Regions from separate parts of the Homo sapiens genome. Here region 2 is linked to region 1. The links are chromatin contacts, found by Hi-C in ENCODE. All regions are on one chromosome and are shown on one strand. Each heading gives the region's core, a stretch centred on a gene start or an enhancer-like site at or near the end of the contact. The rest is flanking DNA. Distances are from core to core; before and after follow the strand shown. Region 1 overlaps TAF4 (TATA-box binding protein associated factor 4). Region 2 holds the start of LOC124904947 (a long non-coding RNA gene).

Evidence for each region. A loop is a pair of places that touch in the nucleus more often than their neighbours do. Pooled maps may share reads with other maps.
Region 2: a map of CD4-positive, alpha-beta T cell shows a loop between it and region 1 (4-fold over the local background). The contact joins two enhancer-like sites. A Hi-C loop is called at or near these places in 1 of 168 maps with a recorded cell type or tissue (CD4-positive, alpha-beta T cell) and 8 of 50 pooled maps.

Annotation. Positions count from the first base shown.
Region 1 is chr20:62,016,136-62,022,063 of GRCh38, forward strand. All of the region lies in intron 1 of TAF4 (TATA-box binding protein associated factor 4), which reads right to left. Among named protein-coding and RNA genes, the nearest start is that of MIR3195, 46 kb to the right of the region's middle. RefSeq lists an enhancer at 5,506-5,928. Within about 2 kb of position 4,241, at least 8 of the 41 ENCODE cell types and tissues checked have a DNase peak (open chromatin) inside an H3K27ac peak, as active enhancers do.
Region 2 is chr20:62,495,896-62,501,993 of GRCh38, forward strand. LOC124904947 (a long non-coding RNA gene) reads right to left here and starts at 119. Exons shown (of 2, transcript XR_007067707.1): 1 at 1-119. RefSeq lists enhancers at 184-689, 690-1,196, 4,172-4,672. Within about 2 kb of position 4,387, at least 5 of the 41 ENCODE cell types and tissues checked have a DNase peak (open chromatin) inside an H3K27ac peak, as active enhancers do.

The sequences.
Region 1 (5,928 bases), core at 2,991-5,490:
ATGTGGCCGCCAGAGCTGCTGCGCGTAACGAGGGAGAGTTCCACTCTCACCCAAGCACACTCGGCGCCTGGGGACCCCAAAACAAGACACCTGGTAAATACCCCCATGTATGTGGTTATTATGGAGTGTCAACTTGATTGAAGAATGCAAAGTATTGTTCCTGGGTGTGTTTGTGAGGGTGTTGCCAAAGAAGGTTAACATTTGAGTCAGCGGACTGGAAGAGGCAGACCCAGCGTCAATGTGGCTGGGCACCATCTAATCAGCTGCCAGCGTGGCTAGAATAAAGCAGGCAGAGGAACGTGGAAGGACTGGACTGGCTGAGTCCTCCGGCCTCCATCTTTCTCCAGAGCTGGATGCTTCCTGCCCTGGAACTTCAGACTCCAAGTTCTTCAGCTTTTAGACTCCTGGCCTTACACCAGTGGTTTGCCAGGGGTTCTCAGGCCTTTGGCCACAGACTGAAGGCTGCACTGTCGGCTTCCCTACTTTTGAGATCTGGGGACTCAGACTGGCTTCCGGGCTCCTCAGGTGCACACAGCCTATTGAGGGACTTCACCTTGTGATCCTGAGAGTCAATTCTCCTAATAAACTCCCCTTCATAGATTCATCTCTCCTATTAGTTCTGTCCCTTTAGAGTACGCTAATACAATGTCCTCAAACCCAACACTTCATTCACTGCATTCGGAGACACCTTGCTCCTCCTCCTCAAGAATTCTGAGAAGCCAGGGTGAGTGTGGTGGCTCACACCTGAAATCCAGCACTTTAGGAGGCCAAGATGGAGGGATCACTTGAGGCTGGTTCGAGACCAGACTGGGCAATATAGTGAGACCCCATCTTTGCAAAAAAAAAATTTTTTTTTAATTAGCCAGGCGTGGTGGCACACCTGTAGTTCCAGCTACTTGGGAGGCTAGGGTGGGAGGATCATCTGAGTCCAGGAGCTGGAAGCTGCAGTGGGCTACCATCGCATCATCACACTCCAGCCTGGACCACAGAGTGAGACCCCATCTCCTAAAAACAAAAAAAAAAAATGTTTTTAAGGAATTCTGAGAAGCCAATAATGGACGCAGACTTAAGTGCACACATGGGAATGGGACGGAAACAGGACAAAGGAGGCTTCAGTGTCCGTCCCAGTGCCTCCACACCCAATGTCAAACCTGACATTCTCATAGTGAGTGAAGAGACTTTAATTATCAGGAGCTTTGTGCTTTAAAAAATTGCATCCAAGGCCAGGCACGGTGGCTCACGCCTGTAATCCCAGCACTTTGGGAGGCCAAGGCGGGTAGATCACGAGGTCAGGAGATAGAGACCATCCTGGCTAACACGGTGAAACCCCATCTCTACTAAAAATACAAAAAAAAAAAAAAATTAGCCAGGCATGGTGGCGGGCCCCTGTAGTCCCAGCTACTTGGGAGGCTGAGGCAGGAGAATGGCATTAACCTGGGAGGCAGAGCTTGCAGTGAGCTGAGATCGTGCCGCTGCACTCCAGTCTAGGCGACAGAGCGAGACTCCGTCTCAAAAAATTAAAATAATAATTTAAAAAAATTGCATCCAAAAAATTAGCCAGGTGTGGTGGTGCATGCCTGTAATCCAGCTACTTCAGAAGCTGAAGCAGAATCGCTTGAACCTGGGAGGCGGAGGTTGCAGTGAGCCGAGATTGCACCACTGCACTCCAGCCTGGACGACAGAGCAAGAGTCCACCTCAAAAAAAAAGAAAAAAAAAAGTATCCAGATATATTTAAAGGAATACGTTCAAAAAAAAAAGTATTAACAAAATAGCAATGTGGTTAAAATTCTAACAAAATAAAAGTGGCATTCTGGACATCACAGAAGTGTAGGGAAACAGCCATGGGTCACTGTGAAAATGTGCCCTGTGGTCGGGCCCAGTGTCCCTTGTGGTCAGGAAAGTTGGAGAAGGAATCAAACGTCCCACAAGAAGTGACCATGTGACTTCAGGCAGGTACAACGTAGCTTCTCGAGGCATTGAAAATATCTGTGAACCAAGCGCGAGTGGCCACGTCTCCTAAGCCGAACTGAGGTTTGCTTCCAACAAACAGCACATAAGAGGCGCTGTCACTGGGGACTTTCTTGTCCGCCTCCCTGGTTATTGTATCACAGCCTGACTGTACCAAAAAGCAAAGTCAGACACTGTGTGATGATCTGAGGACACTCAGAACACCAACGGCTGCATCCACGCCATGTTTCCGAGAGGTTCTCACAGTTCTGGGTCCTGTGAGCTCTGTTTACGGACAAATAATCCAGCAGCATCTATTCACGCCAAGGCAAAGAAGTGCAACTCCGTCTCAAGACATAACTAATTTAAGAGTAATCAACCGTGGTTACGGGCGGCACCTGACCTACGAAAGGCAGCCGCCCCTCCTGCCTCTACTCCTCTCTCTGCACTTGCAGCAGGGTACACGTGGCAGGTGTGGCCCCCACCCCGCCCCACAGATGGGACCCCAAGGCCAGGGCGGAGGGTTCTGTCTGAGAGCTCCCCAGAGAGAGCCACGTGGGACACTGGCCGTGTCCCCACCCAGGTCTTTGTGAGGAATGCAGAGAGGAGCCAAGGATGACAGGGAGCAGGGCTCTCGGATACAGAGGCACAACCGGCTCCACGCACCCAGCCCTCGAGTCAGGGAGGAAGCAGTCAAACCTGCAACAAGAAACACGACATCCGTCCCAAAGACCCTCAGCATCCTCGTCCAACCAAGATGGGCAATTCCAGGTGGTGACGGGATGGGGCATAGCCCTGAAGGTCATTAACAGTTAAGGTCAGGAAGCTGGGGCCTGGGACCCTGCCTCCTGACCGGGCCACTGTGGCCACCGCCGCCTCCCCCGCAACCTCCCCAGCTCACAGCCCCTCTCTCTGCCCCACCCCACCTTCCTGGAGACTCCTTCATGGCACAGCCAAAACCCCACACCAGCCAATGTGCACATACAACCACCACAATGGGTCAGGGTCCAGCTAACAGAACCGCACTGGGGCTTCCAATTGTCCTAATATCTTCCTTACCACAGAAAGAAGTGTTCTTCACAGAAAGTTTAATAAGTGCAGAGAAGTACAAGAACAATGGAAACCTCCTGAAGCCCCTCTCCTGGCTGGCACAGCTCAGGTGCCACTCAGTGTGCACCGTGCACTTGGAAGCCGTAAGGACCACGGAGGCCACCCGCCCGAGTTCCCTGCCAGCTCCCCCGTTCCCTGCCCGCTCCCCGGGCGCACTTCCCATGGCAGTAAACATTCTTCAGAAACGTAACTGTCCGTGGCTACATACTATTTCATCCAAATTGTGTTTATAATTTCCTTCTGGTGAAGATTTAAGCTATTTTCTATTTTTCATTATGGTGAAAATGTAGGTTTTGAAACTGAAACAGTGTGAAACTCTCCACTCTCCCAGCGGTTCAAGGCCACACTGCTTGAGGCGGGCAATGCAGAGCCAGCAGTGGCCACGAGACGCCTCCCTGGGGAAGGAGCAGCGTGCACTCCTCCAAAGCCTGGCCAGTGGCCAGTGGTGACCAGTGGTGACCAGTGCCTCCCCCAGAGCCTTCCAGGGACCCACGTCCCCAGCTCAGCATGCCGCCACCGATTCCCACAGTGTGAGTGAATCCCACCCTCCCTGAGGAGAAACACCAGGGTTCTTACCCCACACAACAGTTTTCCTGATTCCTTTTGTAGGTAACACTTTTACTGTACTTGAAGCCAAAATGTAGAGCATGCGAAGCTGTGCCACAACCACACGGGCACCTGCACCCTGGGAACCCCCACCTGTGGGGGAAATGCCTTTGCCGGGTGCCGCAGGCCGCCCCGCACTCTCAGCACAAACCCCGGCCCTGGGCCTGGGGCTGTGGACTCCGCCCTGGCCTCCTGAGGCCCAGCCCCGGCTACCTCTTGGCCCTGCACCACCCGCCCTGGCTTGGCTCTGTCTGTGGCTCTCCTGTGTAGCCCAGGTCAGGACACATCCCTCCACAGGGGTCCATGTTCACCTCTGCCAAACCCAGGGCTGTGACCATCCTGCTATGCAAGTCACTCCGGAGCATGGCACCAGCCCCAGCCCCAGCCCAGGACGACAGGCCCCTGTGGATTCTCAGAGGGGCATTTCCTCCCTCCCAACGCACAGGACAGGCTGCAGGCACCGCTGTGCCCTCTGCCGGTGGGGGGGCTCTTTCTGGTCCTGAGGGGCTCTCAGCCCCAGCTCTCCTCCTGAGGCTACAGGACTCTCTGGCACAAGCATCAGGGGCACGGAGCCAGGCGCTGAACAGTCGCCCCTGCCAGCCCACGGGGACACAAGGTCCCAACCCTCAGCTGCTGTCCAGCTCCACGTCTGAGCCCTGCTGGTTTTCCTTATCTTCTAGAACGCTAAACTCTTCATTTAAAAGAACATTTATCCAACTTCCCCAGCCTTTCTGGGTGTCTGGTAATGGGAAGCTTTGTTAGGACTTCTGTCCCATCTCACCGTCATGTCGCAGCTCAATACCAGCCCCTCCACCAGATGGGCAAACAGCCAGGGACCACCAGCCACCTGAGGAAGGCCCAGCATCAACCCAGACACCAAAGCAGTGAACTGATCAAAATAAGCAAGAAACCCTCTTCAAAATCACAAAGATTATCCAATACGACAGTCAAATTAAAAATTCCTGGGATGACCAGACGACAGCACCGAGGCATTCCCCCTGAATACAGTATAGAAAAAGAGAGTGGAAACTTGGAAGAACAGATGAGAAAATGTGAAGGAGCATTCCAGAAAACACAACAGGTGATCAACAGAAATTCTAGGAGGACAGAAAGGACAGCAGTTGCTGGAGCCAGCGTGAACATGAGGAAGGAGGCGCACACCAGCCTCACCACAGAAGCCAGACCACTGGGAAGGAAAGACCTTCCCCGTGTTTCCAGGGGAAAAACACAGATCCCAGCCACAGTACGGGGAAGGAGAGCTCAGCAGCCCTGAGAGCTCCACAGAAACGGGAAGAGATGGCCAGCACCTTCGAAACCCCCCGGGAAATTACCTTCCACCTGGAACTCAACGCCAGGCCAAACCACCCACCAAGGCTCAGAGGCAAAAAAAGGCATTTCAGACACACTAGGTCTCAAAAAAGGTATATTCTGTAAGAAGGGAGAAGCCACTTAAACAAGGGAATAAGTGAAGAAAACAAAAGACAGGATCCAGGAAACATGGGACTGAACCCCAAGGAAACAAGGGGACTCTCAAGGATGAAGCAGAAGGGAGGAACAGGCATGGCCAGGCACAGGGTCCGGAGGGCCAGGGCGCTGGGGCTGGCCACAGGGCAGTAAGCACCTGGGAACCCACAGCCCTTCTAGCTGCTGAGACACAGCTGCCTGCACAGGGAGCAGAAGCAGCACAGCACTTGGCTCGACTCAAACAGCGTGTTCACAGCCAAGGGCCGTGCGCGCCCAACGCGGAGTCGGCCAGGGCTGCGTGGGCTGGGCCGGGGCTCTGCGGACTGCGGCTGGGCAGCCAGACGGTCGCTAGCTGACACTCACTCGGCAACCTCAGGAGGTGGCTGTACAGGCAGGGCCATGTGGATACACGTTCCAAAGTGGTCCCCTCTGAGAGGCAGTTAAAAGGGGGTGGGTGGGCCAGCAGAGTTTGTTTCTCACTGAAAGCTCTGCTCTTCAAAACAGGCATATGATTAAAGTTCTATACTTTTTTTTTTGAAACAGAGTCTCACTTAAAGTTTTACATTTTTAAATATTTAAAAAAAGAAAAAAAAAGACAGCCGGCACCTCAGACGGCGACAGAGAGGCACTGTGTGCAGTGGCCGCTCTGTGAGTGAGTGCATCCCTGGGGAGCAGGGCAGGTCCAAAGCCCGGGAGGGCGCTCCGAAACTCAGGCACACAGCGGCCAGCGGCGGACAGCATCAGAGGCGGAGCGGGCCCTCCAGGCCCGCCAAGGTCTTAGAGGGGCAAGAACACCCCAG
Region 2 (6,098 bases), core at 3,137-5,636, 480 kb after region 1:
CCCAGAAGGCCATTTACCTTCCCCAGGCTGTTTTCTCACAGGTGGGGGTGAGGCTGCCCACAGCTCAGCTCAGTTTGCAGAGGAGAAAGAAACAGCCCCAGCCCCTGGCTGCTGGCGTCTCCCGGCTGCTCCTGAGTCTGGCCCTTCAGGCCTCGTGCCCGCTCCTCCTCCCGCCCACTCCCCCTTGTAGGGAGGGCCGGGTGACCCGTGTGTCTCCACCTGGCCCCGTCCCATGGGTCAGCAGTGGCGATTTCCATGCAGAGGGCTGGGTGTGTGGACACAGGTGGGGTCAAGCGCAGGGCCAGTGGCCTCAGCACATCCGCAGGGCTTTCCCGGCTTTCTGGGAGCTGGCCTGCCTCTGTCATCTGGGCTCTCAAGCGGTGCCTGGATGGTGGTCTCGCAGAGGTGCAGGGGGGTCAGGGAGGCTGCCTGGGGAGTGGAGGACTGGGCTTGTGGGGCCTCGGCTGAGTGGCGTATTTCCATCCCCGCAGGGCCAGAACCAGGGAGATCCTGGTCCGCCCTCCCTGTCTGAGCAGCCACACGCAGGGCCTGTGCGTCCTCCACCTGAGCCCCCTTCCCGAGCCCCGGACCCTGCTGGGTGGGTTGGGAGGGATGGGCGGTTGCGGGGTGGGGGTGGCGGTTCCGGCAGGCGACGCCCGACCCTCCTGGATGGGTTGGAGGGTTGCAGGGTGGGGGTGGGGGCTGACAGGCGATGCGCGCCCCTGGTGGCTCGCGGGGCACTTCTCTGGGACCTGGGTCTGCGAGGGTCTCCAGGAGGCGCCGGGCGTTCGGGACCCAGACAGCGCCAGGGCTTTAGGAGCCCCCCTCCCCGACCCAATATGACTCCAGCTCGTTGCAAACAGACTGAATCTCCTCTCCCAGGGCCACCAGCACCTGAGCGTGTACAGAGCATGGATGGGCCCCGAAACTCTCATTTCTTGTTGCCAAATTAAATCCAGGCAAATGCCAGCATGCTTAGACACAAACGACCATTTATTTCACACGAAACGAGGAGAAATTGTTGATGCAGCCACCTCGGGGGTGTGCGGGTCAGAGGGTCAGAGGACGGCCTCGGGGAGGCTGGCGGAGGGCGAGGCCCCAGTGGGCAGGGCTGCACCGTCTGCCACCCTTGGCTGTGGGAGGCGCAGCTGCGGGCTCGGGCCCTGGTCGTCCGTGTGACTTGTCCCCACCTGGCACGAGTGCTGCCTTTGGTGCCTTGGGATCTGCTGTGGGGCCAGGGGCTCAGTGCTGTGTCCTCCAAAGCTGCTGCTGAGTCTCTGCAACCTCTGAGGTGGCTGCAATGTCAGGCCCCCAGGGACCCGGGCCTCAGGGGAGGGCCAGGAGGAAGGTCTTGAAGTATTTGATACTTGGGGACGGGTCTCCCAAGCATAACTTCCCGCAGAGCCACAGCCACCAAATCACTCTGGAGAAAAGCACCAGGGGGAGGGGCCACGGGAGCGGAGCACAGACCCCAGCTGCCCTCGCATACCCAGAGGAGCGTGTTCGTCTCCACAGCAGCTCCGAGGATGCGCTGGCTGGAGACAGTTCAGAAAGTCGGAAACGTCAAAGGGGGCGATGCCACAGTGTCATTCTGTCTGTGGAGCCCTAAAGTGTCAGCCCAGGGGGTGGTTCTGGGGTCTCTGGAGGAACATCCTGTGTAGCAGGGGAAGGGGGGGTGGGTGTGGGGGATGGGTGGGTGTTGGGATGGGTGGGTGTTGGGGATGGGAGAGTGTTGGGGTGGGTGGGTGTTGGGGTGGGTCCGTATTGGGGATGGGTGGGTGTTGGGGTGGGTGGGTGTTGGGGTGGGTCCGTGTTGGCGTGTGTGGGTGTTGGGATGGCTGGGTGTTGGGGATGGGAGAGTGTTGGGGTGGGTGGGTGTTGGGGTGGGTGGGTGTTGGGGATGGGTGGGTGTTGGGGTGGGTGGGTGTTGGGATGGGTGGCTGTTGGGATGGGTCCGTGTTGGGGTGGGTGGGTGTTGGGATGGCTGGGTGTTGGGGATGGGAGAGTGTTGGGGTGGGTCCGTGTTGGGGTGGGTGGGTGTTGGGGTGGGTGGGTGTTGGGATGGGTGGCTGTTGGGATGGGTCCGTGTTGGGGTGGGTGGGTGTTGGGATGGCTGGGTGTTGGGGATGGGAGAGTGTTGGGGATGGGTGGGTGTTGGGGTGGGTGGCTGTTGGGGTGGGTGGCTGTTGGGGTGGGTCCTTGTTGGGGTGGGTGGGTGTTGGGATGGCTGGGTGTTGGGGATGGGAGAGTGTTGGGGTGGGTGGGTGTTGGGGTGGGTCCGTGTTGGGGATGGGTGGGTGTTGGGATGGGTGGCTGTTGGGGTGGGTCCGTGTTGGGGTGGGTGGGTGTTGGGATGGCTGGGTGTTGGGGATGGGAGAGTGTTGGGGTGGGTGGGTGTTGGGGTGGGTATGTGTTGGGATGGGTGGGTGTTGGGGATGGGTGGGTGTGGGGGTGGGTGGGTGTTGGGATGGGTCCATGTTGGGGATGGGTGGGTGTTGGGATGGGTGGGTGTTGGGGTGGGTGGGTGTTGGGATGGGTCTGTGTTGGGGATGGGTGCGTGTTGGGGATGGGTGGGTGTTTGGATGGTTGGGTGTTGGGGATGGGTGGGTGTTGGGGTGGGTGGGTGTTGGGATGGGTCCGTGTTGGGGATGGGTGCGTGTTGGGGTGGGTGGGTGTTGGGGTGGGTGGGTGTTGGGATGGGTGGGTGCTGGGGATGGGCGGGTCCGTGTTGGGATGGGTGGGTGGTGGGGATGGGTGGGTGTTGGGGTGCATGGGTGTTGGGGTGGGTGGGTGTTGGGATGGGTGGGTGTTGGGGATGGGTGAGTGTTGCATTGAGTGGGTGTTGGGATGGGTCTATGTTGGGGTGGGTGGGTGTTGGGGTGGGTCGGTGTTGGGATGGTTGGGTGTTGGGGTGGGTGGGTGTTGGGATGGGTGGGTGTTGGGGTGGGTGGGTGTTGGGGTGGGTGGGTGTTGGGATGGGTGGGTGTTGGGGTGGGTCCGTGTTGGGGTGGGTGGGTGTTGGGGTGGGTAAGTGTTGGGGATGGGTGGTTGTTGGGGTTGGTCCGTGTTGGCAATGGGTGGGTGAGTTTTGGGGATGGGTGGGTGTTGGGGTGGGTCGGTGTTGGGATGGGTCAGTATTGGGATGGCCGCTGGAGGGTGGGGGCAGCTGGGACCTACCTTGGCTGACCCCTCCCCAGACCCTGACAGTCTGAGAGAGGTGGGCTTGGCATGCAGCGGGCAGCAGAGGAGAGCAGTTAGGGAAGTGAGGCTGGGGAAACAGGGAGGGAGAGAGACAGCTGCGATGTCATTACAAGTCAGTCACCAACAGTTTCCAGGTAGGGAAGGCATCTCTTTATGGCAGCAAAGGTGCCAGGAAGGTGGGCTGGGGTCTTCCAGCAGCTTCCAGAGCTGAGAGCAGCTGCTCAGGGGTCTCAAGTGAGTGTGGTGGGCTAGGCCACCCACGGTTATGCTGCCCATTCCATCCCCCTGCCTGGGGAAGGGCAGGGCAGGAACGAAGGGGGGTCCTTGGTCTCGGCATGGGGCAGGGACCCCCGATGTGGGAGCAATGGACACATCCCAGTCCTCTCTCCGTCTCTGCCTTGTCAAGCAGGAAGCCTTCTTGGGGCCATGGGTCCCTAATGCTTTTCTACGCCCAGCTCAGGTCCTGGGGATCAAGGAGCCGCAGGCTGGGATGGGCGAGCCTCTGCAGGAAGGTCCTGGTTTATTTTTGCGGTCGCTGTGCAGGTCAAGAGTGATGCTGCTTCACCTCTTGTGGCCACCATGGTGGGTTCCTTTAGAAAGATTTATTTAAGGACGTCAAAGAAACTGAGCAGCAGCTGCCTCTGAGAACCTGGCGTAGGGAGGTCTCATCTTCCTGGGGTTATACCCGTTCAAACGCAGAGACAGAGAAGAAACAGGAAGAACTGATCGTGCACAATAGATTCCCCCAAGTTAAAGGTGCGGGGATCTAGAGAGGAGCGTTCAGTAAGCCCCGCACGGGCGTGCTCAGCTCTGTCCCGCATCAGGGAGCCAGGCCAGGAACCGAAATCGGGATGTGGGCCGACGCTTAACCTGGACAGTTGTCCCCTTGGCGTAGAAGACACCAGCACACCCCCTCCACTTTGGACAGATGCCGTGACCAGCCCGGAGCCCCAGCAGCTCCATTCACAAGGTGCTTGGGAAAATAAATTTAGGTGTCTCCATTCGTAACTCAGCAATGTGATTGAGCGTCTGTGGGAGAAGCCTTATTCCTGCAACGGCTGTGTGTGTGTGATGGGCCGGAGCCCGGGGGAGTCAGGAGCTCAGACTCAAGTGAAGCTCAGAGTGAACAGGAAGGGTCACAGCCGCACCGTCCCCCAACCCCCAGGCGGTCAGAATCCAGAGCGTGGGCCCAGGGCTGCCCCTGCCCGTCGGTCCCCGGAGAAAACGCCCGGTGTGTGCGGAGCTTCACCACCAGGGGGAGTCCGAGGCCGTGTCCAACGTGGGTGTGCGGGAGGGCGGGGGGAGGGTGTGAGCCAGCGTGTCTGTGTGTCCATGAGTGTGAGGGTGTGTGCAGGCGTGTCTTACTGTGTATGTGTGGGTGTGAGGGTGTCTGTGAGCCTGTGTGCGTGTGCGGGTGTGTGCAGGCATGTCTTACTGTATACGTGTAGTTGTGAGGGTGTCTCTGTGAGCGTGTCTGTGCATGTGAAGGTGTGTCCATGCGTGTGAGGGCGTGTGCAGGGGTGTATATGTGTGAGTGTGAGGGTGTATTTGTGTGTCTTACTGTATATGTGTGTGAGGGTGTGAGCCAGCGTGTGTGTCCATGCGTGTGAAGGTGTGTGCAGGCATGTCTTACTGTGTATGTGTGGGTGTGAGGGTGTCTGTGAACTTGTGTCATACATATGTCCATACGTGTGAGGGTGTGTGCAGGCCTGGCCTCCTGCACTAGTGTGGGTGTTTGTGTGTGCAGGTGAGAGGGTGTCTGCCTCTGCTGTCGTGGGTTGGGATTCGTGTGTGCAGGTGAGTGGGTGTCTGCGTGTACTGCTAGTGTGGGTGTTCGTGTGTGTGTGTGAGCGGGTGTCTGCGTGTACTGCTAGTGTGGGTGTTCATGTGTGCGGGTGAGCGTGTGTCTGCGTGTACTGTCGTGGGTTGGGATTTGTGTGTGCGGGTGAGTGTGTGTCTACATGTACTGCTAGTGTGGGTGTTCGTGTGTGCGAGTGAGAGAGTGTCTGCGTGTACTGCTAGTGTGGGTGTTTGTGTGTGCAGGTGTGTGTCTGCGTGTACTGCTAGTGTGGGTGTTCGTGTGTGCGGGTGAGCGTGTGTCTGTGTGTACTGCTAGTGTGGGTTGGGATTTGTGTGTGCGGGTGAGCGTGTGTCTGCGTGTACTGTCGTGGGTTGGGATTTGTGTGTGCGGGTGAGTGTGTGTCTGCGTGTACTGCTAGTGTGGGTGTTCGTGTGTGCGAGTGAGAGAGTGTCTGCGTGTACTGCTAGTGTGAGTGTGTGTGCAGGTGAGTGTGTGTCTGAGTGTACTGCTAGTGTGGGTGTTCATGTGTGCGGGTGAGCGTGTGTCTGCGTGTACTGTCGTGAGTTGGGAGCCGTGGATGCCACGCAAGCCCCGAAGCCCCAGCTTTCTGAGCAGCTGGCCTGTGACGGCGGCATCTCAGGCGGCTTGGCTGTGTAGTGGGGATCCCCCAGCAGGCTCCAGGACCAGGGTCTTCTCTTTGGCTCCAGGTGACCCCAGCAGACTGGCCCTGCACCTGGCCCTGTGTTGACATCTCCAGAGGGTTTGTGAGCAGAGATGAGGGCACCTGTGAGGTCAAGGATAGTCTCTGTGTGGCAGCGGGACCTTGGGCCCAGGGGCAGCCTGTGGCTCTGAGGATGGCTGTGAGTACTTGGCAATGACCCTGTTAGTTGAGCTTGTGCCCGGCAGGGCTGAGATCTCCCAGCATGTGGCATGGGCCCCTCACCACCCCGAGTATGGACCCTGATATGGTCTGGCTCTGTGTCCTCACCCAGATCTCATCTTGAGTTGTAACTGAATTGTAATCCTCATGTGTTGGTTGGCAGAGGGACCTCGTGGAGGTGATGAGATCATGGGGGCGGTTCCCCCATGCTGTTCT